Regions from separate parts of the Mus musculus genome. Here regions 2, 3, 4, 5, 6 and 7 are each linked to region 1. Evidence: chromatin loops called from intact Hi-C (ENCODE). Cell type or tissue: heart. All regions are shown on one strand.

Evidence for each region. Hi-C counts contacts between places; a loop is a spot of excess contacts. Peaks named below come from ENCODE experiments on the same cell type or tissue, not always from the same donor. Only the 100,000 strongest peaks of a DNase experiment are listed, where the experiment ranks them.
Region 2: a loop joins it to region 1, with 2.5 times the contacts of the local background. A loop is called at or near these places in 2 of 42 quality-filtered maps.
Region 3: it touches region 1 in a loop (2.5-fold over the local background); 18 of 42 quality-filtered maps call a loop at or near these places.
Region 4: a loop joins it to region 1, with 2.3 times the contacts of the local background. A loop is called at or near these places in 3 of 42 quality-filtered maps.
Region 5: a loop joins it to region 1, with 1.8 times the contacts of the local background. A loop is called at or near these places in 4 of 42 quality-filtered maps.
Region 6: a loop joins it to region 1, with 1.9 times the contacts of the local background. A loop is called at or near these places in 5 of 42 quality-filtered maps.
Region 7: a loop joins it to region 1, with 2.2 times the contacts of the local background. A loop is called at or near these places in 3 of 42 quality-filtered maps.

What each region holds. Positions count from the first base shown.
Region 1 is chr12:79,967,852-79,971,851 of GRCm38, reverse strand. No RefSeq gene overlaps it. Among named protein-coding and RNA genes, the nearest start is that of 4933435C09Rik, 33 kb to the right of the region's middle. RefSeq lists an enhancer at 1-3,222. In heart, a CTCF peak has its summit at 1,867 (motif pointing right); DNase peaks (open chromatin) are centred at 1,411, 1,721, 2,941, 3,791 and 2 weaker places; H3K4me3 peaks cover 361 bases; H3K27ac peaks cover 3,438 bases.
Region 2 is chr12:79,674,246-79,678,245 of GRCm38, reverse strand. All of the region lies in intron 8 of Rad51b (RAD51 paralog B), which reads right to left. Among named protein-coding and RNA genes, the nearest start is that of Gm36048, 120 kb to the left of the region's middle. In heart, no CTCF peak of the experiment used is centred here; a DNase peak (open chromatin) is centred at 2,385; H3K27ac peaks cover 1,828 bases.
Region 3 is chr12:80,107,429-80,111,428 of GRCm38, reverse strand. Zfp36l1 (zinc finger protein 36, C3H type-like 1) reads left to right here. Exons shown (of 2, transcript NM_007564.5): 2 at 881-3,669. The coding sequence ends at 1,840. Among named protein-coding and RNA genes, the nearest start is that of Zfp36l1, 3.6 kb to the left of the region's middle. In heart, CTCF peaks have their summits at 968 and 2,362 (motif pointing left); DNase peaks (open chromatin) are centred at 38, 938, 1,618 and 2,308; H3K4me3 peaks cover 2,415 bases; H3K27ac peaks cover 2,397 bases.
Region 4 is chr12:79,356,994-79,360,993 of GRCm38, reverse strand. All of the region lies in intron 7 of Rad51b (RAD51 paralog B), which reads right to left. Among named protein-coding and RNA genes, the nearest start is that of Rad51b, 62 kb to the right of the region's middle. In heart, CTCF peaks have their summits at 1,416 (motif pointing left) and 2,012 (motif pointing left); a DNase peak (open chromatin) is centred at 2,033.
Region 5 is chr12:80,061,256-80,065,255 of GRCm38, reverse strand. The region is part of intron 3 of Gm36660 (a long non-coding RNA gene); the gene reads left to right. Among named protein-coding and RNA genes, the nearest start is that of Gm36660, 23 kb to the left of the region's middle. RefSeq lists an enhancer at 146-4,000. In heart, a CTCF peak has its summit at 2,021; DNase peaks (open chromatin) are centred at 2,435, 2,765 and 3,285; H3K27ac peaks cover 3,735 bases.
Region 6 is chr12:79,839,768-79,843,767 of GRCm38, reverse strand. It overlaps a transcript of Rad51b not described here. Among named protein-coding and RNA genes, the nearest start is that of Gm3596, 9.9 kb to the right of the region's middle. In heart, no CTCF peak of the experiment used is centred here; DNase peaks (open chromatin) are centred at 527 and 2,287; H3K27ac peaks cover 4,000 bases.
Region 7 is chr12:79,904,320-79,908,319 of GRCm38, reverse strand. Gm46361 (a long non-coding RNA gene) reads right to left here. Exons shown (of 2, transcript XR_001780641.1): 2 at 3,738-4,000. Among named protein-coding and RNA genes, the nearest start is that of Gm51985, 4.2 kb to the left of the region's middle. In heart, a CTCF peak has its summit at 2,325; DNase peaks (open chromatin) are centred at 479, 1,179, 2,399 and 3,129; H3K27ac peaks cover 3,375 bases.

The sequences.
Region 1 (4,000 bases):
TCATTCAATCACCCTAAGTGGAATCTGATCTTTATCTTGGGATAAACATTCCAAATGGAAGGTGAGTGCTGCCAGATAAGGGAGATAAGAAAGCCATATGGCCCTGTCACTGCAGGCTCCCTGGAGCTTATTCCTATAAGGATTAATGAGTCTGAAGGGGGATCTTATAAAGTCCTGTCTCTTGAGAAGGCAGAGCCTCCCAAGCCCCTATGTGGGCATGTGCACTGTCCGCAGACATAAAAGGCTAGAACTCAGACCTTGCTATTGCAGCCCTCTGGTCTTACTAGGGACCTCCTGCCTGCTCTGTCCATCTCTCTTCATTGCAAAAGCTTCACTATTACCAATGTTTATAACTCTACTGAGGATCCCAAACCCAGATTCCCACCTTGATGTAGGAATTCCCTCTGCCCACCTGCATCCCTGTTCAGGGCCCTGACCAGTAATGTCTGCCAGGATGGTAGGGGAGGGGCATTTTCCAGGTTGAGGGTTTTCTCTGGGTCTGTTAGGGCCTGGAGACGCAGGGAAGCTTGCAATCCCAGGCCTGGGGGAGGGCAGGTAATATGAACTCCCAAGAGAAAGGGATCTGGGGCAGAGGAGAGAGGGAGGGGAGAAGGCTGGCTTTCCAGCATGTTCTCTATACCCTGGTATCGAGAGGCACTCCATCCTTCATTCCTCTGGCGCTACTGCTCCTGCATAGCTGTGCTGACTCACAGTGGACATCAAGGTTCACAAGTGACTGTTCCCAGCGCTGGGGCAACTTCCAAACTGGGTCATGGTAACCAATGGTAACCGGAAGAATAGCCTATAGAGTCTGAGTGTCCCCATAGCTCTCTCTACAGACAGAGTAAGTAAATTTTACCAAGAAGGGAAACTGAGGCTCAGAGAGGCTGAGAGGTTGCCTGAGTCTGCATACGCAATAAGCGCTGCTGCGGCCAGTTGTCAAACCCTGAAGGTCAAACCTCAGAGTCACAATCTTGATGCAGAGAGGGGCCCCGACAGACACTCAGTGACTATTTCCTGTCTTCAGCAGCTTTGGTCAGTGGCGGGGAATCAGAAAGGCACTTGCCCAGACTCTCCCAGCCCTCACGTTGGACAGCCTCAAGTTAATGTGGACAGTTGTGCCTGACTGTCAAGCAAGCCAGTCTGAGCTGGATTCCATACTTTACTTGCTGAACAATCCAAGCCTACTGCTCTCTGAACAGCCCTGGCCAGGAAGAGACCACCCCTGGATCCGGAGTCCGGCGCATGGCAGGGGGAGTAGGAAGAGCTGAGGAGGGAGTGTGGGGCCCCAGAGTTCCAGCGGTGGGTTTCCCTGCTTCAGGCTTGCCCTGGCCAATGGTCTTGCTTTCAGGCTTCTCTGTGCTCTGAGCACATCTAAACATTTGGAGAAAAACAAGAAAGTGAACAATAGGCGCTTGTGGGCTGGAGAACAGGGCTGACTTCCCCCTGGGACCCGGGCGCTGTTCGTAAGCTGCCCCAGCTGCACTCTCACGGTTGGGATGTCACTGGGGCCTGGCTGAATTACAGCCTTGTCCTCCATGGGGCCTGCTACCAACTCCTTTCATACCCGGGGAATGCAAATGTTGGTAGGGGGATCTGGAGCTGTGTAGAGACAGAAAGCTTGCTTTCCTGCCTGGAATTTGGGAAATCAGACAAAAGAACACACACACATACACATACCCCTATTTGGCATGGAAGCTCTGCCAAGCCATGCCCTGACAGTTGTGTCCTAACCAGAGAAGTTTGCCCCACAGGAAAAAAACCAAAACCCCAGCTCTCTATCAAGTGGACTCTGGGCACAGCCCCAAGAAGCTCAGAGTCCACAGGACCTAGAGACAGAATTCCTAATGTGTGCCAGAGCAGTTTCACCAGGAGGTGGTAGCAAAAGTACCCCCATTAGTTATAGCACTGAGGGAGGTGGGCCAAAGGTGCTCTTCTGAGCTGGCTCCTCTGAGGTTTTTAAGACTGTTGCTTCTCACCATTACAGCCTAAGCCACAGGGAATGAGAATGTAGTCAAAGTATCAAGATTAGAACAGAGAAGAACAAAACAGAGCCCAGACCCCCTCTCAGCTAGGGCTGACCAGTGGTATCATTCATACCCAGTAAGTAGGGCTAAGTTTCCCTGTCAAGAGTTCCTCACCTTTGTTCCCAGGACTGGAGGCGGCTTTGAGCAGTGTCCCGTCTGGGTGGCATCCCTGGAACAGGTCTCAGGCCCTGGTGTTTTTGAAGTAGCTGCCCAGACATCCCATCATAGGCTCAGGAGGGTGAATAGCCCTTCTACTCACCCCTCCCACTCCCCAACAATGTTCTGGATCTGAGAGCACTTCTGGGTTGTTTGTGCCCAAGGACAGGAGGAATTTGGCAAGAAGTCTGTGGTTGGAGGACAGTGCATTTACTTTGTGAAAGGATGAGTGAAGGACCATTCGGGGAAGTAGGGAGCACTGTTGTCAGAGTTGGGACTGGAGAGATTAGAATGGGTCAGAGGACTCCTATGAAGGACATGAGTAACAAAATGGGGGGTTCAGAACAAATGGGTTGACCTCTGGAGAGCAAAGGCAAGGCTTTAGTGTCTAAGAACTTCAAAATGGCTGTTAGGTCCCGCTAGATATGTGGTTCCTCCTCTTTCCTGCCCTAAATAGTTTTGGAGACAGAATCGTCTTTTTTTTTTTTTGAACTTTTATGAGTGTCTGTTTGTCTGTCTATATGTATGCACATCACAGGAGTCCCTGTGGAGGGCAGGAGGACTCTTGGGAATTGGTGTTATGAACAGCTGTAAGCTACCACGGGGTAGCTTACCCAAGCCAGGTCCTTTGCAAGAGCAGCAGTGTTCTTAACTTGAGCCACTGCTCCAACAGTGAGACAGTGTTTTTATGCAGCCCAGGCTGACCTCAAATTCTCATTCTCCTCCGTCTGTCTCCAGAGTGCTGAGATTAATGGACTACATTATCACCATACCTGCTCTTAGTCTACTTGTTGGTCACCTGGGACTGTGAAACCTTCGTAGTCTCTGCACTTCTCCTGCACTTCTCTGCACTGTTCCTTTCAGCACATTAACATGAGGCTTTGTTCCTTGTTAGGGAGCTGGGCTGAGTCCCACAGGGGCAGTGTCTCTAGGCACCCTGATCTTCTTGTATTCACTGCTCTCTTGAAAGTTCACTCATCTAACAAGAAGGAGGTAAGCAAGCAGCCTGTATGCATGCTTGAAGGGGACACTCTGTTCCTTGGAAGTAAAATAGCATTACCATTGCTTTTTTTTTTTTTTTTTTTGATTCACAATCTCTTGTATCTTTTCCACCAAGCCTCCCAAAATTTCTATTAAATCAGTGCAGCCTTAAAACTGAGCAAATACAGTAATTTCACTTGCCTTGGAGACACAATCTTTGACCGTGTATGTCCACAGTTTCATGTGGGCTTTCCCAGTGTATTCTTTCCCCTTCACAATTGAACACACAGTTGTCTGGCTTAAATCAAGAGAGCATCTGAGTTAGGCTAACTATTCCCCACTCTTGGCGTTGCCTAATGACTTCCATCTTTGTTTAAGTTACATTAGGTTTGTGAGACCTGCCCTTTTTTATCACCAACATCAGTACTTCAAGTTTCCATTTCCATTCATTCTTATGAAAGAACTCAGGTCAAAATGCAATGAAAATATTCCAAGACTCACACAAGCACCACTGAACGGGCAGCAGGTGATGCTGCAGAAATGGAATTGTTGCTTGGCAGGATGCAGCACCGTGGATGCCTCAAGCACTTGTTCACCGGCCAACCTGGGACAGTCTGAAACCAGAGCTTGTCCCAAGAGCTTGGGATGGTGTTATATAAGTCAAAGGGAAACATACGTCTCTGCCAGAGTCAGAGGTCGAAGCCAAAGGCGACTAGAATGATCTCATCTTAGGAAGCACAACAGGTGTAAATCCTGGCACCTCTCGTTTACTTGGGCAAACATTGCCATGCAATGAAGCTGTGGGTGAGGGTTGCTTCCTACAGCAGGGTGCCCTG
Region 2 (4,000 bases), 290 kb after region 1:
GGTGATCCAGAGCCCTCTTCTGGCTTCTGTGGGCATCAGATATACATATAGCACATCTACTCATGCACAGGCAAAACACTCATACACACAAAATAAAATAAAGTAAATAAAAAGAGAGGTATGTGGGATATAGCTCAGTGCTGTGGGTGTGGGTGCTGGGATGCTTCAGAGTGGACAGAGTGTGCCAAGGCCATGGGTTTAATTCCAATACAGAAAGAAAGAAAGAAAGAAAGAAAGAAAGAAAGAAAGAAAGAAAGAAAGGAAGGAAGGAAGGAAGGAAGAAAGAAAGAAAGAAAGGAAGGAAGGAAGGAAGGAAGGAAGAAAGGAAGGAAGAAAGAAAGGAAGAAAGGAAGAAAGAAAGGAAGGAAGGAAGGAAGAAAGGAAGGAAGAAAGAAAGGAAGAAAGGAAGAAAGGAAGGAAGGAAGGAAGAAAGGAAGGAAGAAAGAAAGAAAGGAAGGAAGGAAGGAAGGAAGGAAGAAAGGAAGGAAGGAAGGAAGGAAGGAAGGAAGGAAGGAAGAAAGAAAGAAAGAAAGAAAGAAAGAAAGGAAGGAAGGAAGAAAGGAAGGAAGAAAGAAAGGAAGAAAGGAAGAAAGGAAGAAAGAAAGGAAGGAAGGAAGAAAGGAAGGAAGAAAGAAAGGAAGAAAGGAAGAAAGGAAGGAAGGAAGGAAGGAAGGAAGGAAGGAAGAAAGAAAGGAAGGAAGGAAGGAAGGAAGGAAGGAAGGAAGAAAGGAAGGAAGGAAGGAAGGAAGGAAGGAAGAAAGAAAGAAAGAAAGAAAGAAAGAAAGAAAGAAAGAAAGAAAGAACCCTTCTTTAGGGAGATTTCATAAAAGATAATGATGATGATAATAATGATGAAGACTATGTAGATGGTTCTAAGCATAGACAGAACTCTTTCCCCTTCACCAAATCGGTACTTTTCATCTCTGAAAACACTGAAGCTAAACCTAGCAGGAACAATGCAGCCTTACAATCTTGAAAGATTCAGTGCTGCTTACAGTCCATCTGGTCCCAACTCCACGCCTCACCTTCCTCTGCATTTCATCTCTGTGTCTGTCTTTCCTTCCTACTTGATAACAAACATTTTTACCTTTGGCTCTCCCCTTTTATGACTCAGTGTTCCGAACTGAGATAAGAATGAATAACGGCCACCCTGTGGCTACTTTCAGTGCCAGGGCCAGTGTCACACAGTTGAGCTGGCTCAACAGTAGAGAGCAGACACCCTCACTTGATGAAGCTTTCCATCAGACCAACGGACACAGGGCCAACCTGAGTTTTGCTCTAAGAATGGCTTCCCTATTCCACAACCAAGATAACTCTTGGAAGAATCTGCTGACGTTTCTAAGAACACCTATCTACTGGTGACACAGGAACCTCACAAAAAGTGGAGACTGAGAAACTGCTGCAGACCCCTTGTTTCCTAAGAGTCTTCCCTCTGAGGACTGCCTGTGAATGGGCCTCCGTGGCTGCTTTTCCAATAAGAGTGCATTTGGTTTCCATTCAATTTCATACCAGAGATTAACCCTTAGCAAGATGGGCAATATTAGGCTCCGTGGTTCAGAGGATGGCTGACTTGGGTGGCAGGAAGCTGAACAGTCTACTCTGGAGAAGAAAATGTCTGTGGGTAGCAGGCTTCATTCCCAAGCCTTAACAAAACAAAGCACATAAACAATGCAGTTACAAATGCCAGTGAAAGAAAAATCAAGGGATAATCGCAAGTCATCGTACCGGGAAGGGCCCACAAGAAATCTTCATTTGACTAAGTCGGAAGCCTTGTTTCTTAAATAGTTACATAACCCCTAAGACACTGTTATGTAATATGGTCTAAGGGCAGAGTAAAGTATTTGGAAATATCTCTTGTAGAGCCTTGTATTATCTTCAGTAATGAGAAAATGAATGGGCGTTTGTTTGTTTGTTTGTTTGTTTGTTTTTGTTTGACGTGGCAGCCTTAAGATTTGAAGGTTTGTTAGGTGGAAAAGATAGAATGGGACCCAACTTGAGTTTCTCTGGCAAAGAAACGCCCCAGGACACTGGTTCACGTCTCAAACCAGACACAGACTTTCTATCAGTGCAGTTTGTCAAACGCTGTACCAGGCACACTTCCTTCTCCCCCTGACAGAAAGGAAGGCAGGCTGGATAAGCTAACACAGTGGAAGTGTTCTGACACACAAAATGTCCCAATGGTGTGTCCTCTGTGGTAACAAACAAACAAGGCCGAGCTGGGAATTATGTAAGGCTATCTTCGATACTATTTAGAAAACAAGGGGAAAATGCCATCTGCCCCGAGTTCCTCGAGAACATCCAATCAAGGGCCCGGGCAGGCTTCCTGGCTTCAGACTGGCTATAAATAAATTTAATAAGGATGAAAAAAAGTCACAGCATCATTTACAGTTCTCTCTCGTCTCCAGCTGACAAAAATCCAGTCCAGATGTTTGTCCTACAAGATCAACAGTAACTGTGTGGAACTCCCTCTGGAGTAAGAGAGCTCTGGGATTGGTTGGAAAAGAAAGGGAAAGGAGGTTGACAGGGCGGGCGTGGACTAGCCCTGTTTGATACTCACTTGACAGAGACACAGTACTTAACTTATTTTGTGTATAAGTATCCTAGTTTATGTAGCCTTCCCCTTCCTCATCCCTCCTTTCAAAGCCACGGGGACTTGGCTTGTGAAGCCTGCAGTGGTTGTTCCATAACCTTTGCTTTTAAATTAAACAAATGACCTCAGATTTTGGAGCGGTTGTTGACTCGGGGGAAAGTATGCCATTAAAAGCGTGCCAGAAACAGATTTAATTGGTGCATGTCCCAAAAACTGCTCCAAAGAACACAGGCTTCCCGCATATAGATTTCAGGGTACCTACTCAAAGGCCGTGAGGCTTTGTCAAAATTTGAGATGTGAAACAAGCCAGCTGAAAGAGTCCGTATCAAAAGGGTAAATTCAATTCAAGAGATATTAATCTGATTACCTAAGTATGGCTGCGAATCGGATATGGTCCATTGTGCGCTCTTGTTCAACCTGGACAGCTGGAGGAGCCAATGGCTTCCTTTCCCCTGACATATAATTAAGTTTTAAGAGCCGATCAAGTTACGGATACCAAGTTTTAAGAAATATTTCATTCAGGAGTGGCATTTACAGTGCTTGCCTGTTGCAAGAGTCATTGTTCATTTTACTTCCTTGAGCCATGCTGGAGAGTGTGTGGATCAGGGTGCAGGGGCTCGGTGTTTGTGTTTCAGGCTACAATAACCGCCCTCTGTGCACCTGCCTGGAGGAGAAACCAGTCCAGCCGCCTCCCAAGACAAAAGAGCCCTGTTTTAAGTGCTGAAAACCCAGACATGAACTGACCCTGTCAAATTCCAGTTAGGGGAAAAAAAATCAATATTTTTCATCCAATCCAAGGGAGCTGGTTTCCTTTCCTAGCCACACGTAGTTGGAGCAAGAGTGACTGGCCAACAGGATCATCTCTTTTCTCATGAGTCTCTGCACTCTTCTAGATTCCTGCCCTGAAGGTGGAACTCACAGCCTGGTATACCATCACCTGTCCCTTGGGGTCCATACACCTTTTTTTTTTTTTTCTTACCTCTTTGTCTCCCAGACAGCTCCCAATGCAATCTGACTACAGCCATAGAAGCATACCTTCCCAAAGCAGTGTGTTACCAACGTATGTTGACAAAGATGTCCCCAGTACACACTTGTCACAAACTTCAGGTACACTCACCATTGTAAGAATGCTTGCCAGTAGGCCAAGGGCTAAGACTACACTCTCTCTATTCCTATTATGGTTTTTAATATGAGTTGATCAAAGGCCAGGGCTAATTTTAGATGTCTTCTCTTGATTGTTCAGCTTCGACTCATACTTATTAATATGGAGGATGAATAATTACACCAAACTCAACTAAGAAGCATAGCATCATAGAGGGAATCATTTCTTGAAAAATCTGAAACAGCCAACCAGGTGGGGTTTCTTTTGAGCATTTCACCCAGGTAGCAGATGAGCAACCAGAAAAGGAA
Region 3 (4,000 bases), 140 kb before region 1:
TTTCTAAATCTTAGGTAGTTTGGGCAGGTGACTAGGGCTTGTGGCAGCCTCTGTCCTTGCTCACTCACACACCCCCGCCCCCAATTGACTGAGTCGGGGAGTGTGAGCGTGCTGGTGCTTTCCTTCTCGTCTGCAGCTTTGGTTCAAGATTAAACACTGGTGCTCTTATCCAGAGCTCTCTCGCAGCCAGGAAACCAAGTGCAAAGGCATCTTCCTAGTGAAGGGGGTGGAGAATGCTGGGAGAAAATCCCTCCCAGGGTGTGGGATACCTACCCTTCCCGAACCTTGTGTTTTCAGACACTATATCCCTCTACCCACATCCCAGACTAGGCCCTTCCACAAGCAAGGAAAAAGCACAGTTTGAAAACCTGTTGCCAAAGGAAGGGCACACTTGTGGAAGAGGAAATGGTGGAGAGTGTGGGGCCAGATTTTGTGGGGGTGGGGGTGGCGGGGGGGGGGGGGCGGGTAAGCAGGGACTGATTGAGAGAGGATTTGGCTCATCCTTCCAAACTTCTAAACTAGGTTTACCTGATTCTTTTAGGGGGAGGGAAATGAAAAGGGACTGTCTTGTGTGAAAGGCTCTCTGAGTTGAGGAATGTATAAACGGGGCCCGGATTTTAGAGGGGGGAAAATTAGCTTTAGGGACAGGAGGAAGCTACATATCGGGTCAGCACGGGGCGGGATGAATACATAACTTTTTCTTCCACACACGGCAGGATTTTGCGGTTTCTTATGAGCAGTGCCAAAATAAATCCAGGTGGCTCCTTTTAGAGAGACTGGCCTATCAGATGGAGAGGTGCTGTCCTTTGTGGACACCATGCCCTGGCCTCGTGGATGTCCTCAGTCACTCATCCGTCCCTTTCTTTCCCTCCCCTCCCAGGGTAACAAGATGCTCAACTACAGCACTCCCAGCGCTGGGGGCTGCCTGCTGGACAGGAAGGCAGTGGGCACCCCTGCTGGCGGGGGCTTCCCTCGCAGGCACTCGGTCACTCTGCCCAGCTCCAAGTTCCATCAGAACCAGCTTCTCAGCAGCCTTAAGGGTGAGCCGGCCCCGTCCCTGAGCTCACGCGACAGCCGCTTTCGAGACCGCTCTTTCTCCGAAGGGGGCGAGCGGCTGCTGCCCACCCAGAAGCAGCCTGGGAGCGGCCAGGTCAACTCCAGCCGCTACAAGACGGAGCTGTGCCGTCCCTTCGAAGAAAACGGTGCCTGTAAGTACGGGGACAAGTGCCAGTTCGCGCATGGCATCCACGAGCTCCGCAGCCTGACCCGCCACCCCAAGTACAAGACGGAGCTGTGCCGCACCTTCCACACCATCGGCTTTTGCCCGTACGGGCCCCGCTGCCACTTCATTCATAACGCCGAGGAGCGACGCGCCCTGGCGGGGGGCCGAGACCTCTCCGCTGACCGTCCCCGCCTCCAGCATAGCTTTAGCTTTGCTGGGTTTCCCAGTGCCGCTGCCACCGCCGCTGCCACGGGGCTGCTGGACAGCCCCACATCCATCACCCCACCCCCTATCCTGAGCGCCGATGACCTCTTGGGCTCACCTACTCTGCCCGATGGCACCAATAACCCCTTCGCCTTTTCCAGCCAGGAGCTGGCGAGCCTCTTTGCTCCTAGCATGGGGCTGCCTGGGGGAGGCTCCCCCACCACTTTCCTCTTCCGGCCCATGTCCGAATCCCCTCACATGTTTGACTCTCCCCCCAGCCCTCAGGATTCTCTCTCGGACCACGAGGGCTATCTGAGCAGCTCCAGCTCCAGCCACAGTGGCTCAGACTCCCCTACCTTGGACAACTCAAGACGCCTGCCCATTTTCAGCAGACTCTCCATCTCAGATGACTAAGCCAGGGTAGGGAGGGACCCCCCCCCATGCCTCCTTCACCTCTCCACCCCATCTCTTCCCTTCACCTCCCCACCCCCTAACTTTCCCTCAAACCCCACATTGATACATTTAAGCTCAGCCCCTTTCCCAGAACAACCTTGGTATGTTACCCTCCCCCCACATAAGGACAAGTCAATTTGTTGGTAGCTTCTGGCTTGAAACCCTCTCCCTCCATTTCATAGCCCACTTAACCACGCATAACAGAGTTCCATCTTTTGTCAGTAGATGCCTTTTTTTACCCCCCCCCACCCCCCCCGGCTTAAGCCTTAAGTGCCAAATCACAAAAGAAAAAAAGCAGTAACCGTTTACAGAAGCAACTTAGTGCCTTGTAATCTAACTTTGTCACTGTGACTACATTACCTCTTCAACGCCAGGGGGCACCCGTGGGCCTCCCAGAGCCTCTGCCCGTGGGGTTGGGGGTGGGGGTGGGGTGACCCGCAACCAGCAGCTCCCCCAGCTGGCCACACAAGTGCACCTTTCTTTCGGTCTCCCGCACACTCTTCCTCTTCCTTATAGTTACTCACCTCCCTCAGAGAGTTGTTGCTGGACTTGGGGTTTTTTTGGGGGGAGGGGTCTATTTTGACTTTCAAAACCTTTTACTTCCCAGCCCGAACCCCTGTTGACTAATCTTGCCTGGGTTTGTGTAGGTCTCCAGGGACAAAGGTTGAACAAGTTGGACGAAGGTTTTGACATAAGTGGGACTTCGTGATTTAATTTCTTTCTTTCTTTTCTTTTTTTTTTAAGTGGGGAGGAAGGGGAAACTAGATGGACTATGAGAGACTTGATTTTGGTGCTAAAGTTCCCCAATTCATATGTGACATCTTAAAAATGACAACAAATGAGAGAAAAGCTAAAAACAACAAAAAAAAACATGTAAGGGGTGAGCAGTTAATGGTCTGCATTCCACATACAATATCTGTGTAAAACGATTTCCTGTAGAAGTAGCTTTAATGGATTTTGCTCTAGAATACCTTAGGTCTACCTTAGAGCCCCCACACAATGCTTTTTTCCCTGGGTTTAAACTTCATCTAACTTTCAGAAATTGGAGAGCAAAAATGTTGCTTATCACTGCACATCAATATAAAAAAGCTTATTTAACTTATCAAAACGTATTTATTGCCAAACTATGCTTTTTTTGTTAATTTTGTTCATATTTATCGGGATGACAAATCCATAGAATATATTCTTTTATGTTAAATTATGATCTTCATATTAATCTTAAAATTTTGTGACGTGTCTTTCCTTTTTTCCACAGTTTTAATATATTATTCTTCAACAACATTTTTGTAACTTTACACTTTTTTTGGTTATTTTATTTTAAAAAAATGAAAAATTAATTTAAAAAAATGCAAAAAACTGTTGGATTATTTATTTTAGAAATTCTCCCCTTTGTGTTGGACTGCAAATTGAGTTTCTTTCTCCTTAGGCCTTTCACAGGTAGGACTGAGAATGTATGTATAAGTTCTGTGACAGTACAGAAGGAAAACCACCATTTTATGTATAGCTTCTAAAAGGGAAAACAAAAAAAGAGAAAAACCCTTTGAATTCCATGTGCCCATCTCAAGACATTCCGCTCGCAGATTTGTGGTTCTGGATTCCAGGTTGGAGTTTTCCAATGTTGACATAAACAACTGGCGCACACACATAAAGATGAATGTAATTATTATTCCTCTTGCTGGTCACTACCGTCGCTTTCTATTTCTCTTTCTTTGTGTGAATTTATTTAAAAGAAAAAAAAAACTTTTTGTAACGACTATTTGCAGTTTAAAAATCAATAAACCCCGTTTTTCAAGAAATGATTTGTCTATAGGTTTTTCCTTGGTCTGACACTCCTTGGGGCAACGAGGTGGCTGGTCTTTCATCTTTAAAGCTAAACCCATAACTCTGGATGTTGATGCCTTAAGGTCACTCAGCTTGGGTGGGGCGGAGGTATTTTTTATTTTTATTTATTTTATTTATTTTTTTTTTTTTTTTTAGCAAAGGAGCCTGCAGAGAGCAGGTCCAGGGTATCCTTGCTGACCTGTGTGACCTTGGCTACTGTAGGGAGCTGTGACAGGATCATCCAGTCTTCCCACTATGAACTTCCTTTGGGGGATGGTCAGGGTGCTACTGATAAAGTAC
Region 4 (4,000 bases), 610 kb after region 1:
ACTCCTCCTAACTCTTACCTAGAAGCCAGTTTTATCTTATTTTCTTCTCATTGTTATTTACTAATTTTTACATTTTTATTTCGTGTGTATATGTAGTATATGCATGTGTGTACATGAGTGTACATGGGTGAGAGCCACCCAGATGCCTATGGGAAGCTAGAGGTTGACTCTCCGGTCCCTTGCCTCAGTCATACTGCCTCACTTTTGAGGTAGGTCTCAGCAAACCTAAAGCTCACTGTTTTGGCTGAAATGGCTGGCCAGCGAGCTCCCAGGATCCCCCTGTCTTCATCTCCCAGCACTGAGGTTACCAGAGCACACCACCACGTCCAGTTTCTACATGAGATTAGAGGATAAGAACCCAGCTCTTCATGCTTGCATGTTGAGCGACTTCCCCAGAACCATCTCCCTCCCTGATTTCATACTTCAACGGTCAGGGAGAAAGTCATAATTCAACTGTTGAAGGAGCAAAGCATGAAAGTCTTGTTTTCCCCTTGGATAAAAGACATATATCCAAAAATATTAATATATTAATGTGTCTAAGGTAAATATGATTCTATCTTTCTCTTTGAAGAACTTTCAGTTCCTTGGCCTACCCAGGAGATAGTGACTGAAGCACATCTTCTCTGTCTATCTATCTCCCTCTCTTGTGATTATACATGCATGTATGTAGAGGCCATAGGTCAATCTCAGACATCCCTCGGGTGATCCACTTTGGTTTTTAAGACAAAGGTCTCTCATTTGGCCCAGACCTAATAAATGTGGCTAGGCTAGCTGGCCAGCAATGCCCATGAACTTCCCTGTCTCAGTCTCCCCCGAGCTGAGATTATGATCGCAGGTTACTACACCCACCTTGTCCTGTGAGTGCTGCAGGTATCATTAGGATCCTTAGGACTACACAGCAAGCACTTTACTGACCATTTCCCTGGGGTTTTCTTTTTACCGACATCAAGGCATCGGGCATCCAAAAAACTCTGTTGAACATTTAATAATTTTAAGGTCTTTAATGGTAACACCCATGTTAGTTTTGACCGCTGTTGTTTGCCTGGCATACAGCATGCCTGGCACACAGTATGTGCTCAAAATCTGTAACTTCAATCCACAGATGAAATTCCTACAGTAGCTGCAGTTCAGACTCAGTATGAGAACTTAGCAATCTACTAAGCATCTGAGACAATTTATCGAGAAAGGGGGATAACAGTTCTCATAGTTATTACAAAGATTAAACAAGTTCTACCACATAAAACATAGAAGATCACAAACACACACGTACATACATATACACACATATGTACACACACACATATGAGCTGGAAAGATGACTCAGTCACTGAGAGCACTGGTTGCTCTTCTAGGGGATCTAGGATTTGATTCCCAGACCCGCACTGTAACTCTAGTTCCAGGGATCTGGCACCCTCCTCTGGCCTCCACAGGTACCAAACATACACACAATGCATACACATACAAGCAGGAAAAACACCCATTCACATAATAAAATAAAATAAAATTTAAAACTAAATTATCCTTAATGTGACCCATGCTACTTGAATGTGTATTTAATGTGAAAACTTGAATTTAAAAATGTGACTACATTATAATTGATGTCATTCAATTTAACTTCATAACCATATTTTTATTAGATAACAAAAAAGGGCCAGAAAAAACTAGGAAGAAATGGAAATATTAAAATACAAAGACAATTAGGGGGGAACCCTCATACATAAGAAAATGTCTTAAAAGAAAATAACTCCTTTACATTTTATAGCTTGAAGCACAAGTAATAATTTCCAAGTGACAAAACTCACACAAATAGAGCAGCTAAGACATTGATTTTTACTGAAGTTATACTCTAGCTCTACCCCCCAAAATTTACTTCTTAAAGGCACTTACATGGATACAAAGTCCTAGGGGCGGGGCTTATCACAATGCACGTTAATCTCTCCTTCCACCCCTACCCCTACACTAGCTTCTTTTAAAAATAAGCCTACAGCGCCATCTACTGTGTCTGCTCTATCACAGCTCTTTTGACCAGCGAGCACTGCAGAAATGAAAACTGAGACTGTCACTTGAAAATCTTCTTCCAGAACAACAATATCAACCAACCAGTTTCCCCAGAGCTCCCAGGGACTAAGCCATCAACCAAGGAGTACACATGGCTCCAGCTGCACACGTTGCAGAGGATGGCCTTGTCATGCATCAATAGGAGGAGAGGTCCTTGGTCCTATGAAGGCTCGATAGATGCCCCAGTGTAGAGAAACTGAAGGTGGGGAGGTGGGAGTGGGTGGGTGGGCGGGTGGAGGAACACCCTCATAGAAGTGGGGTGGGGGGTGGGGTAGGATGGGATAAGGGGTTTCCGGGGGCGGGGGAGGGGAGGGGAACCGGGAAAGGGGATAACATTTGAAATGTAAGTAAAGAAAATATCCAAGAAAGAAAAGAAAATCTCCTTCCAAAGAAATGAAAGAAGCCCTTCTTCCCCCAGCATATACATTTATATAATATTCTTAGGCTTTTCTTTCCCCCTCCTTACTAAATAGAACTGACCATTAAAAAAAAAAATTCACAGTAGAGACCAGATAGCTCCTTTGTATGCTAAAGGAACAGCAATAATGATCTTTGTTGTTGCTGCTGCTGCTGCTGCTATTGTTATTGATTTGCCTTTGCAGTGCTGAGGAATCAAATCCAAAAAATCTCTATATTAGAGAAAAAGAAAATAAGCTACTGAGGAATTATTAAATATTTTGTTCAAGTCACAGAGCTAGTGAATGACCAGACACTCAGAGTAAATTTTTACACACAATATTTGTGTTACTGTCAGTGGATTCCCACTAATCACACTCTGGTCTCCAGAACTTCAGAGAACAAGCTCTACACGATGCTATTTATTCATTTCCCACATTCTAGCACCATTCCACCTTTCCAGTGTCCTTGTCAGGAGTCGGAGTATAGTCTACATCTACTTTTAGAAACTATTCTCTTGTGCTGAGAATGTACTAAAATACCTAGGCCCTACCCTGAAGGTTCTAATTCAGTGTGTCAGAATCAAGAAGTCGTTTTGTCTCTTTGTTTCTTTCGGGTTTTGCAATACTGAGATCAAACATTGACCTAGTGCACGCTAGGCAAGAGCTCTATCACTGAGCTACATCACCAGCCCTACAATATGAAATCTTTGTTTTTAACAAGTGGCCTCCAATGAACCTGGCGGAACCAGTCTGAGGCCTTGCATTTAGATCCATGGAGATTGGGGTGTGTGGGGTGGGCGGTGGCTTGGGCTATTCAGTCAGAATATTACTCACAAAAGAATTCCTCTACTTTTGGGTAAAGCTTCTCCTGATTTTTCAATTTGAAGTGTTTAAACTTAGAGAACTGTGAAAATACAAAGGTGTCACAAAATTAAAACATTTGAAGGACTCTTATTATGACTTTTGAAAGAAAGTATACAATTGGTAAATGCAAAACTTTAAATTGTTTTGTAATAATCTCAGAAGAGTACGGAAGGAATGAAGTCTTCCTGTTCTGTATACAAGTCCTTTTCTGGCCCTCTAAACACCTGACTCTCTACAGTGGTTTTCCAAAATCACTCCAGGGATTCCAACTCTCGGAGGTGAGGGAGCCCAAGAAGCCAGCCCCATCTTCTCCTTGCTTAGTTAAAACAAAGGTTCCATGACTCTCCTCCCCTCTCCAGCCCCCTTGACTCCTGTTTGTGTGTTTCGTGTGAGTTGTTTACGACCACACAAATCCTTTCCTAATGCAAGGATACCTACAGCCTGCCAGCCCTCAGTGCCTGTGACAGTGTCTCTCTTACGTTTTCAACTCCCAGAATCTTTGTAGTTTCTAGGCACCAGTGTACTAAGGGACTCTCTAAGTAGTGTACAACATCCGGCTTTTTCTAATAATGCTTGAAGATGGAAAAGGAGATTGTGGAAGAGGTGTGGTGTGTGGACCTGGGGCTGGGGCTCATTGGTAATGTGCTCTTGACATGTATAATGCAATGGTTTCAATCCCA
Region 5 (4,000 bases), 93 kb before region 1:
AGAAAAGGCGTCTGTCGTTCCTCCCCCTCCCCCTGCACTTACTCATGGCCCAAATAGACACATTTCAATACAGCACATATTTCCCAAAACACTGGAACGTGCAGACTAAGTCTCATGTGTGCGGTGAGTAGTTAGTTAATCAGGTTTGCTCCGATTCTGTGGTCCCATTCTCACGACAGCTCCTGGAGCAGCCATCACACTCTATAGAATACAAAGACAAGCAGGTACCCGAGAGATCTGAGTTGAGCAGTGGGGACTACAGAGCCCAGGAGCTGGGGCAGCGGGCAGTGCTCATCTCTAGAAGGGCAGAACCAGAGTGGGAAATAGGGTCATCTGCTGATTCCCAGCTACAGATGCCAGATCGATCACATGTGTCGTCTTTGAGCATCCACAAGGGCCTCTGCATATTTCTTCTCTTGGGACAGTGGGGCCAAAATCCTAGGCAATTTCGTCTAGGATTCCTGATTGGGTGGGGCAGTCTCTGGGTGACAGTAGTTGCTGTCCTTGCACTTCCTGATGTGTAGCCTACCTTCCTTCCTTTCTTTCCTTTCTTCCATAAGATAGAATGCTAGTGCCCCATAGGGTTATTATGAAGTGAAATATAAATGAACACACACGAAATCCAGAGAGCAGCCTTCCTGCGCTGTGGCCCCATCAGTGCTAGCTATTATTATTCTGGTGGGTCGGTTAGCTTTCTTCCATGCTATTCAACTTGAAAAGGATCTGGCACTAGTCAAAGCCTTTGCTCTGAACATGGCACATTTAGGCTCCACCCTAGCCCTGGCCAGTCTCTCAACAGTCAGCTCTTTCTTTAGAGCTAAAAGAAATTATGGAGATGATCCAATGCGGAGTCAACACTTGTGTGTGTTTGTGTGGGGATAGGTTTTTTGTTTTGTTTTGTTTTTTTGTTTTTTGTTTATTTTAGTTATGATATGCAGCAGCATGCCCACCTCTGAGATGATCTATCTCAGAGCTGTGAGTAAAATCTACTCCCCATAGACTTTTTCAGTGTCTGTTCTGGCCACTGAAGCTCTTAACGGGAGTGTGGATGGAGGGTCAGGAGCCAGGGCTCCATCTGCTTGATCGCACGCATGGAGAGAGTATGAAATGTTGGGACTAGGGGCTACAGCCCAGTTCAAGTGTTCTGAGTGTCGGGTTGATTTCACCTTCCTCTCAATGCTTTTGTTGAGAAATTCCTCTGGTTTAGATGTGAACCCTAAAAGGCTCATGTACACTTCTGTGCTTTGTGTTGCTTCATTTTTTTTGCACAATAGTTTCCTGGGGGAAAAATGCAGCCTTGCCACAACAGAGAAAGGCTAGACTGCTGCAGGACAGGGTGGGGGTGGGGCTGTGGGTCAACAGGATCGGGTACTAGAGGGTGAACCGGAGATGTGGCTGCTGAGAGCAGGAGGAACCCAACAGGCCTGGGCTTCCCTGCTGTGTGCACCAATCTGTATTCTCCTAGGGCCAGGGTGAACCTCTGAGTTCTGTGTTAGACCCCAGCTGTCTTCATATCTGGATCAGAACTCTCCTTCCCGGAGAGGGGAGGAGGTGTTTCCCAGCACGGAGACAATCTTTGCACTATTGTCTCAGTGTGAGAGTAAGTTCTTTTCTCAAATGTTCTTGATCAATGGCCATGGTTGGCTGGCTTGGCTGCATACGTGGAAGCATTGATGGTTGCTTAGAAATGTATTCTACTCCTATAGGGGTCAGAATAATGTTTCAGTACCTTAAGGATCTGTACATAGAATTCGCCCCATCTTAAGATACATAGCAGAACTTTTGGTTTGTGAGAAAACCTTTGTATTGATTGCTACTGATGTGCAATGAAGTAAAATTCCTAAACAAAAAACTGGTTTTTAGAGGTTAAGCATTGACATGGGGTTGCTAGATATTTCTCACTTACCAATCTAGTATTTTGAAACAGGATGCCTTGGTCTCCCCAGTTTCTATTTTTATTCCAGAGTTGTTGTTTTTTTTGTGTGTGTGCAGATCTTGGAAGAAACAGCAGGGGGAGAAAAGCAGGTGTTGGCTTAGGGCCTTGAGCTGGGAAGATGGAGACCTTTGCAGCTTTCCACCCCCCACACCCACCCAACGTCTTCCGAGTTTGAGAAAAATGGCTCTCAGCAGCTTGAGCAGCCCTGGTTTTCTGTAGCCCCTTGCTCCTAGCTCCTGCTTGCTGGTTTCAGTGAAGATGTGCAGAGGTGGGAGTGTTCTCCCTGTAGGCCACACTGCTGCTCTTTCCCAATTAGTTCCCCCAGGGAACAAAGCCTTATTTCTTTCCTCTCTTAGTTCCCAGGCACTGTCTGGGGGTTGGGGTAAAACAGCCCCTTGGCAGCTCAGGGGTTAAAGAGAAAACACAGCAAGAGGGGGAAACAAGCCAGACAGCTGCAGCGGCTCCTCAGAGCCCACTCTAGGCTAAACAGAGGCCCCAGCAACTCCTTGGAGACTTGAACCCTGGGCGATGGAATTTTCCCTTGCGTGGAGGCTATTGTCCTCTGGAAAGGGCCAGGGCCAGAGAAGGGCCTGGGGAGCATGGATTCCCCCCGAAGTGGCAGCCAAGGAACTCCTGAGAGCCCAAGGGCTCTGTCTCACCCAGCTGGGCTTGGGTGAAAAAGCAACTGGGGTGCAATCCACCCCTCCTCCTTTGAAAAAAAGGGGGGCATTGTGAGGGGGTGTGTGTGCTCCAAAGGTCTGGGCACCAGTTGTTGCCCTACCCCTCAGCCCCAACCAGCCAGTCACTGGAACAGAATGAAAGGCTTGGTTCCCTTGGCAACCAAAGGGTCTATGGTTTTTCACAGAGTACAAGATGGGCTTGGGGGAAAGACAGGGAGGTGGAATTAGGGGTGGGGAATGGAGGAGGGGGCAGACAGGGAGGGGCAGCCTGTTTACTATAGATGTTTGAGTTTAACTCTCAAGGGACGCTTTTGTAGGTTCTGGCCTGGGAAATATAGGATACCCGGAGTGTGGTGAATGCTCTCAATGGCGGCTTAGTTCTGAGGCACCAAAAAGGTCCGTAACAGGAATGTGTGTGTGTGTGTGTGTGTGTGTGTGTGTGTGTGTGTGTGTGTGTGCACGTGCACAGGCCTCTTGTGGACCTCAGGAGCAGCATAGAGGAATCTCACCTTCAGAGGTAACTAAGCAGGCCCCTGTTGCAGTCGGAGCCCCTGAAGGTGCTGAGGGAAACTCAAGCGCATCAAGAGCTATTTGTGAGGCTGAGATTAGAACAGCAGGCGCCTGTCTCCTGGCCTGATCTCACTCGACCAGACAAAGCTATTTTTAATATCAGGCAGAAGAGTTGTTGAAATGTGGACAAAGAGCAGAACCTGGCTAACTTTGTCTCAAGCACCAGGCTTTGTGAGAGGGGCTTAAAAGCTGTCCACATGGTGGACACAAGCATGGAGGCTCAGTGAAAAGAAAAGATAAGGCCAGGAGACTTGGTCCCAGGACTTTGGGATGTGAGGTCCCAGCACGTCCATAGAAGTGAGAGGGAGGTACTGGGACTCTTGGTGTGATCCTCTCTGGGACCCTAACCTGTGGGGCTTTGACCTGGCACTGACAGACAAACCTTCTATAATGTCTCTGAAAGTGTAGTGTGACATCTTCCAAAGGAGACTGAGGGTGCATAATAAAGAGCATGCATGAGTGGTGTAAGTCAGCACACTATTTAGGAGTTTTAAAAATATGTACACATGCGTGCGCACGCGCGCACACACACACACACACACACACACACACACACACACACACACCAGGGGCTGGGGATGTAGCTCAGTAGGTGGAGTGCTTACCTAGCATGCAGGAAACCATGGGTTTGTTCTCTACCACCACACACACTGGGCTTGAATGGCACAAGCCTGTAATCCCAGTATTGTGGTGGTAGGAACATCACAGTTGGGCTATCCTTGACTCAGGGCCAGCCTGGGCTATATGAGAACTTGTCTTAAAAAGAAAATAAAAATCAAAGCCAAAAATCAACCTTCCTATTTTAGACAGACAG
Region 6 (4,000 bases), 130 kb after region 1:
CTTCAAAAGAAACAAGACAGGGACCTCCCTTCATACTTTCCTGCCCTGCTGAGTAGCCCTGTCCTCTCGCCGAAGCCTGGAGTTTGTGCTATCAGCTGCATTTTGTGTCCTGTATAAACACAGGGCTGGTAATTAGCACCGGAAATACGCTTTGTGAGCACAAGCCTGTGGTATGGGGAGCTGCCAGGCTTCTCTACCTGAAAATATTCACAGGATCTCAAACCATTTTTTTCCCCAGCATTTTCCCTGCCCACTTGAGTAAGGGCACTGCCATGCATGTTATATACAAACATACACACACACACACACACACACACACACACATGGAGAAAAGTTCCCTGGTTCCCACCTTCCATCACAGACAGAGACAACTGCCTTAACCAGGAAACACATCCTTCTCCCCAGAACTTCCTTCCCTTAGTTTCCATATGCCTGCTATTATGCGTGTGCACGTGCACAGGCGAGTGTGCACACACTTTCCCCTTCTCGTCAGACACGTGGAAATCCCTTCCCCCACCAGCCATTGAGCATACCCCACCCCCCTAGTGCAAAGGAACTCCCACAGGAGTCAGAGATGTTTATGTTCCCATGTGTGTGCGCGCGCACATGCTCACAAGGTCTATATTCCAACTGGCTCTGGTCTCAGATTGTTTGCCATTGTTTTGCGCTGGCCTCTACCAGGGTCTGCCTGCAGAAGAAGACAGGAAAGGTTTGTCACCGTGGTTTGTAGCACGTCCCTTGAGTCTAAGGTTTTTTGAAGGATTTTGAAGAAGATGGTTGTTTGAGGTGTGAATGGGCTCAGGGTTACGGGCAGCTATGGGGTGCCCTACCCCATCTCCCTAGGTGCACGAGCTCTCTGGCTGTTTGGAGGATTTCTTTATTGTGCCTGTTGGAGATCAGGCTGGAAGGACAGAGGTTCAGCTCAAGGAGCTCTGGATTCAGATGCTTTATGGCTTCTTTGTGTTCTAGTTGGTATAGGTCCAGACTTCTTGGAGAAAACTATCTTCTAAAAGTGTGGGTGTGGGCAGGCACCAGCCAAACAAACAAGGATGGATTTGGGTAGAAATGGAAAGAGTTAACAATGGGCTCTGAATGACAACTGCCACCCTGGGAAATTGGACCCACCAGAGAAAAACGGATACACAGAGAACTCCCAGCCCCGCCCCCAATACCGCAGATACTGTGCAGGCGGTTTCCAGTCACATAAGATTTAAGTCCCAGGTCCTGATCAACCGAATGTGTCCAAGTTCTTGCTGTATGGATTTGGACAAGAGCTAACAGCTGTGTTGTACTATACACAGTGCGGCTTGCTCACAGTGCAGGGGCAGGCTGCTGACAGATTCTTCCGTACACACTGCTGAGCTGTGGCAAGGGCTGGCTGGAAGTCTGTGGACTCTGCCCATACATAGCCTTTGCTTATAAATTTCTCCCTACTTCCCACCCCAGCAGAGGTCAAAGAAACTCTTGCAAAAAAAAAAAAAATGTAGTGTGCAAGATTGGTAAGAGCAGAGTCAGGAAGTGTGTGTGTGTGTGTGTGTGCATATTTGTATGTCTGTATGTGTCTGTTACCTGTCTCTATCTCTGTGTGTCCATGTCTCTCCATATATCTGTGTGTCTGTCTGTCTCTCTTTCTTGTGAGTATGTGAGTGTGAGTGTGTGTGTATGTGTGTGTGTGTGTAGGGGCGTTCCATGCTGATCCTTCCCTTATATATTAAGAATCTCTGGGGTCCCTTGGCCCTGGTTTGAAAACCATGACTACAGAGAAGATACTTTCTTGGGTACTGGACTTCAGTGACAAGGGCTGCTAGAGACTTTCATGGCAGATGGCATTTTGCATTCTCTTGGCTCAGGTTCTGCTCATGTTAGATGCAGCACAGGGTTGTATCTTAAGTATGTGGCCCCACCCCCTGGCCTTCCATAGGAAATCTGCAGCTCACCAATGGGGAATAACTATAGAAATCTAGAGAGGGCTGAGAAACAAAACTGAATGCCCATTAGGGAGCACCACCACTATCAGAACCATTAAAATATATTCTGTGTGTATGTGTGTGTGTGTCTGTCTGTCTCCTTCCTCTTCTCCTCTCTTACTCTCCCTCCCTCTTCCCTCCCTCCCTCCCTCCCTCCCTCCCTCCCTCCCTCCCTCCCTCCTCCCTCCCTCCTCCCTCCCTAGCTCCCAGCAGGAAATGACATAATTGAAATCAAACCAGAAACTAGCAAAATAGTGTTTCAGTTCCCTTTTCCATCTCTGTAGCAGCCTTAGCCTCCACATCCCAGGGTCATATGATGGACAGCGGCCAGGTTCCTCTGGCTTCCATCAGCAGAGGATCTTGTTGTCCAGTGTAGCTTTATGTAAAATGAGGGACCCAACCTGGGCCTCAGCACTGGTGTGAGAAAGCACACAGAGGAACATGCCCAAGTTAAAGAATACACACGTGGGCACATATACTGTGTGCAGTCAACATGCGAAGATAATTGCTCACTTCTGCCCACATTCATGTGGGTGTCTTCTGACACCCCATGTCCTGAAATGTCTCAACCAAAGACTTTGGTCTCCTATGCTGGAGATAGCATCCAAATGGATGTGCAGAACAAGGCTGTGCTTCCAGGTCCAGCTCTGGATTCTGCCTGCCTTGAGGAGAATTGCCAAAGCTTTTGGTACTGGAATGTGTCCATGCCTAAAATCAGGGGTATTGTTAACGTGGCCCAGAGACTTCAGAAGGGCCGGGATGAAGATGTAATTAGAGCCTATGAAGGCTTTCCACTTCCTGGATAAAAGGCAAGGCTGTGTGGCATTTTACTATCTACCTACCCTGGCTTTTATATTGCTCCACCTCCTCTGTCTTCCTTTTGGGGGGTCTGCATAAATTTTACTGGGTATTCATTTCAAAATAGACCTATTTCTACCTTAGGGCACAATTTCATTTGCTGTCTTAGAGAATTTCTTTCTAGAACCTTGATAGTCCTGAAAGGTCTACCCCCACCACATGCAAAGAACAACCCACCTCCCCCACCCTGTGGAAGAAGAGGCCTGGGTGTGATAAGTCACTCCCATTGGTGACACTTGATTTTGTCACGCTGCTTGAGCTCAGTCTATAGTGCCACGTGTGTTGCTGGAGAATCTTGTCACCTCAAATGTTCTGTCACCTGTTGTAAAAGGAAGATGACCTCACTCACCTCACCAGGTCAAGTGACATAAAGAGCCAAATTTAGCGAGTAGCGGTGGTTTCTGGCTGCTCTCTCTTTACCATCTGGCGCAGAGGAATAGGGGTGAAAAGACCCTTTTGCTCCTCCTCCTGGAAGCCCTCTGTCTAGCCTCGAACCCATTTTGATAGCAATACCACCACTTGGTTGAGTCTAGGCTGTTCTCATCTCAGTTTCTCCCAAATACTCAGCCCATCACTCCCAGTGCCTTCTCCTCCTCCATGTAGCAATTCCAGGGCCCCCAAGTCATATCCCCATTCTACCCTCCCTTCAAGCCCAGTCCCAAGAGTGAGAAAGCAAAGAGCTCTTGTATTCTTTTGAGCAGGAGAAAGTCCGTTGAAAGTGGCTTTGCTTTGTTGTGCCCACTTCAGAAAAAGATCAAACTGCAGGCTCCACGAAGAAGAAGGGAGGCTTCAGGCAGGAGGAGGAGGGGCAAGCCTAAGCAGGGGGTACAGAGGCTCTCACAGAGCCTGAGGGGACAAGATCCTTACAACTAACCAATATATGGCCTGCTCACAGATGGTCTCATTACCCCAAACCAGCCTAGACAATACAGCTAGAACGTTTCCCAGCAGATAGATAGGCAACCATCTAGTCTGAGGAACTGAGTTAGCAGTATCTACATAGGACCCCTTCCCTTCCTGAGAGTTCTTGCCTTTCAGGTTCCCAGGGAGGAGCACAGAGCACATGCAAGGAAGCCCTTGAATAGGCACTGCTTCAATTCAAGCCTTGGATGCTTAGGAGGGGCCTCGGCATCCCACAAATCCCCCAGTGCACAAAGCTTTGAGGCCAAGTGTTC
Region 7 (4,000 bases), 64 kb after region 1:
TGTCTTCAGACACACCAGAAGATGGCATTGGATCCCATTACAGATGGTTGTGAGCCACCATGTGGTTGCTGGGAATTGAACTCAGGACCTCTGGAAGAACAGTAAGTGCTCTTAACCACTGAGCCATCTCTCTAGCCCAGCAATTTTTATTTTATATATATATATATAAATTGTCTTAAGACAGGGTGTCACTATGAAGCCCTTGCTGCCCTGGTATTTGTTCAGTAGACCAGGCTGGCCTCTAACTCACAGAGATCCTCCTGTCTCTGCCTCCTGAATGCTGAGATTAAAAGCATGCACACCGCACCTGGGTTTTGGTAATATTCTAAAAGATAACATTGACCTTGGCATGTCAAGCCATCATGAAAACACATAGGGTAAAAGTATGAATCAGTCCAGCCAACAGGGACTCAGGACACCCATGAGCATGCTAGAGATGTAAACAGCAGGAGGGAGCGGCTGCTCTCTTGCTGTGCCTGTGCTCCCTGGCATTGGAACATTGCCACACCGCTGCTCTTGACAATAGCTTCAGGGCTGAGTCAGATCAGCCTGAGTGGCAGATCCTACTTTAGTGTGAGAAAGAAATTGCCAAAGGTACAGATTTTCCAACAGCAGTTCAGATGTGTTTCGAGAGTAGTGAGCACTCTGTCCTAGAAGAATCCAGCCCCTGGAAGCTGAATTTTATGACCCAGGCAACCACGGGCTCTCAGATCCTACTACTCGGTGGTTAAAGACTGAAGGGGGGAGATCTGAGTCCCACCCTTGCCCAGCAGTCAGTCACAGGAGTCCCGTGACTGATTTTTAAAGTTGTTTGGCATTGCCCTCTGAGTCTTCACCACCATACCCAGGGCTTTCTGCTTACCGTCATTTGTTATATTACAGGGATTTCAAAGATGGCCAAATTCAACATATGAGAAAGTCAAGGGCTAGTTCAAGGTTATGGCATGCCTGGAGTTTTACACTCAAGGACTGTGTAGGAGCTCCCCAGCAGAAATGCTTGCCTTTGACAGAATAAGGCCACTCTGCTCCCTGGGTTATAATGAGTCTTCCTTGGACTCCCGAACAAATGGCTCTGAAGTCACCTTTTGCTGGAGGAAACATGGTCCTTATAGGCGGGAACTAGAGTGGCCCCTGATAAGGCAGCGCATCCTGTCTGACTCCCCAGCCACACCCTCGCAGCTGGGCCAGCTGTGGTCTTTGCTGACTTCAAAGAAACTGCTTCCCTTGGATCTACATCAAGGACTTAAATGAGAAAAGGGTCCTCTGACCTTTCTAGTGAAGGATGGGACCACCTTTGTAGGGTGTGTGCGTGCGTGTGTGTATTTTTCCGGTCACTATTATGTTTTCACACACTGGATATAAAATATCTCAAAACAATCACCGGAAATAGTCTTTCACCTATGGCCAGAGACTGGAGTCTGGCCCAGTGTGGGAGAGGCTGTGCTCCCCTGTTGGAACCGGGGGCCATGTAAGCATACTAGCAAAGGTGGGTGGCCCAGGTTTCAAACTTTCATTCTGAGGTACCCTCCTCCAGGAGTGCATGGTTTCTGATTGGATATGGCTTCTTGCCCACCATCGTGTTCTCCTTGAGAAATGTCCACCTAGGAGAGAGACCTTGTTCTCAGACCCATAATCTGCCTTGTTCTCAAGGTTTTCCACTTCAGCTGCAACCCAACCTGACAATCAAGAGCATTCCAGGCCTGAAATCCAGCCCTATCCTGGTATCTTGAGAAGGTGCTTTGTGGTGGTTGTGGTCGGCCGTGTGGGGAGACAGTGGGATTTCCACCCATTCTGAGGTTAAGGCTGCTGGGTGCTGACCGTGGGAAGCTGACAGACTCTGTGGCAGTAAGGGCTGAAAATACTTCCCCAACCCACACCACCCTCAAGCCTTTAGGAAAGGGAGCAGATCCCACTCGGCCTTGCAGGCCTGAGCTGCAACACCAGGCTCAGCAGGCTCTGTTACCAGAAAGTGCTAACAGGGGCAGCCCAGGCCTCTGTGAGAGACCTCCCTTGAAAGGATCCTGGCCAGTCCTCTGGCCAATACCCACTGAGAGGCAGAGAACAACCACGAAGGAAGAAATGAGAAGCCTGAAGGTTTATAGGGAGGCTATTTGGCCCTACCCAGCCTCTCTGTGGGCTCTCTCAGCCACTATCCATAGAGCTTGAGGTTTAAAGAATGCAGGGAAGAGAGAACAGGCCCCAAACTGATTAGGACCCAACTTTCCAAACAGACACAGGTCACCCTCTTCCTGCCCCAAACACCAGGCAGAGCAAATGCTATTAATAACTGCAGCCTCTCTCCAGGCCACGAGGGCTGAGCCTGCTCCTCCAACTCGGCCAGCTGTTCTGAAACAGGTTTGGGAAAGTAATCTTTGGCACGTAATGAAAAGGGTGTGTAAGGGAGGGGGGTGCCCAAGAGTTCTCTATCAGGGCCAATATTATTTTTAATTGCCGAGAATCAGCCTGTGGCCGTTACTCAAGGCTGCAGAGACCGGGTTTGCCAGGGATCGGAAACCAACTTCAAGAGGAGTTGAAAAGCTCATTCCAAAGACTGTTCATTACTGAGCTGTGGCTTCTTGTGGAAAATCAGGTTATGTCTTGACGTTTGTACAATCCATTCTCCATGCCACCTCTCTCCCCCCTGTATCCCGCCGAGAGAGTGAGCGAGCAGTGAATTTGAGTTATCTGGGAATTTTAGTGTCTGACCCCCCCCCACAACCTCCACCCCACCCAAAGCATGACCGATGGCCCATTTTTCAAGCCAAATCTTGCCCCATGTAGGCAGCTGTCATGGAACCACAGAAAGTACTTGAAGGAGCACAAGCAATGGCTGGTTCTAATCTGGAGGGGGAAGAATATGAATTAACAAGGCAGTTCCTTATGGAAGAATGTTTTCTTTTCTTCAGCCTCAGCCTGCATATTTTCACAACATGTGTACTCTGTTACCTTGTCACTTCCCTGTTTTCTTTGGGTAAATAACTGGGCTCTGGACTTCAGGAAGAAAGAAAGAAACCCAGCCCAGGAGTGTCACTAAGGCAGGCCTGGCTAGCTGAACTAGCAGGGAGGAAGGAGTCTGTGCTGAGGGCCAAGGCAGCTTGTGCAGACTCAGTCTGGCCGGCCTAGCAGGGGCTGTTCACTGATCTCTACAGGTACTGGTGTGGGAGTGAGAGACCCGGGCACTGAACTGCCCAGCTGGGCCCTGTGCTTGGCAGACCTCAAGGCTGCAGGAAGTAAACAACTCTCCTTAGCTGAGTCAACTGTGAAGGCCTCTCTGAACCCAGCAGAGTCAACAAGGCTCACAAAGGCTCTTCTGCCAACTCTGCCCTTCCACTGGCCAGTGAGGCAGCAGGGATGAGAGAGGCCACTCTTGTGGTTCCCAGCAGTGAACCAGGGAGGAACTGGCAGGAGCCAGGGCCTTCTGTGGAACATGGGATAGGCTCTTCCTCCAGATCGAGAAAGTGTTTGGATGTGTTGGTGATGGAGTCCCGTGCAGATGTCCAAAGGCTTCTGTTCTTGTCTTCCAGGGATGCTGGGCTTTTCACTTGAACATTCCCCTGTGGTGTCTGTCACCTACTCCAGAAGAGGTAGAAAATAAATAAATAAATAAATAAATAAATAACCACTGGGCCACTAACTGGATGTCTTTCAAAGTTGCACTATTAAAGAAGGCATGAGATGATCCGTTGTGGGTTCCTTTAATGAGTGAAGATCTTTTCATTATAGAGCAGCAATGACTCTTTTTGATTTTGATTACATTTTTATTTCTTCATCTGTGCACGTGTGGGCACACATATAGGCGGTGGTCAGGAGACAGCTTGCAGAAGTCAGTTCACTCCTTCCACCACTGGGTCCCAGTGAGTCAAAGTTGGGGTGGTCAGGCTTTGTGCAAACCCCTAATCCACCCAGCTACTTCACCAGCTGAGTAACAGCAACTCTTACTTACTCAGCTCTTCACCACTGATAGTCAGAGAAGAAAATCAGAATTAGAAATGATGGATGA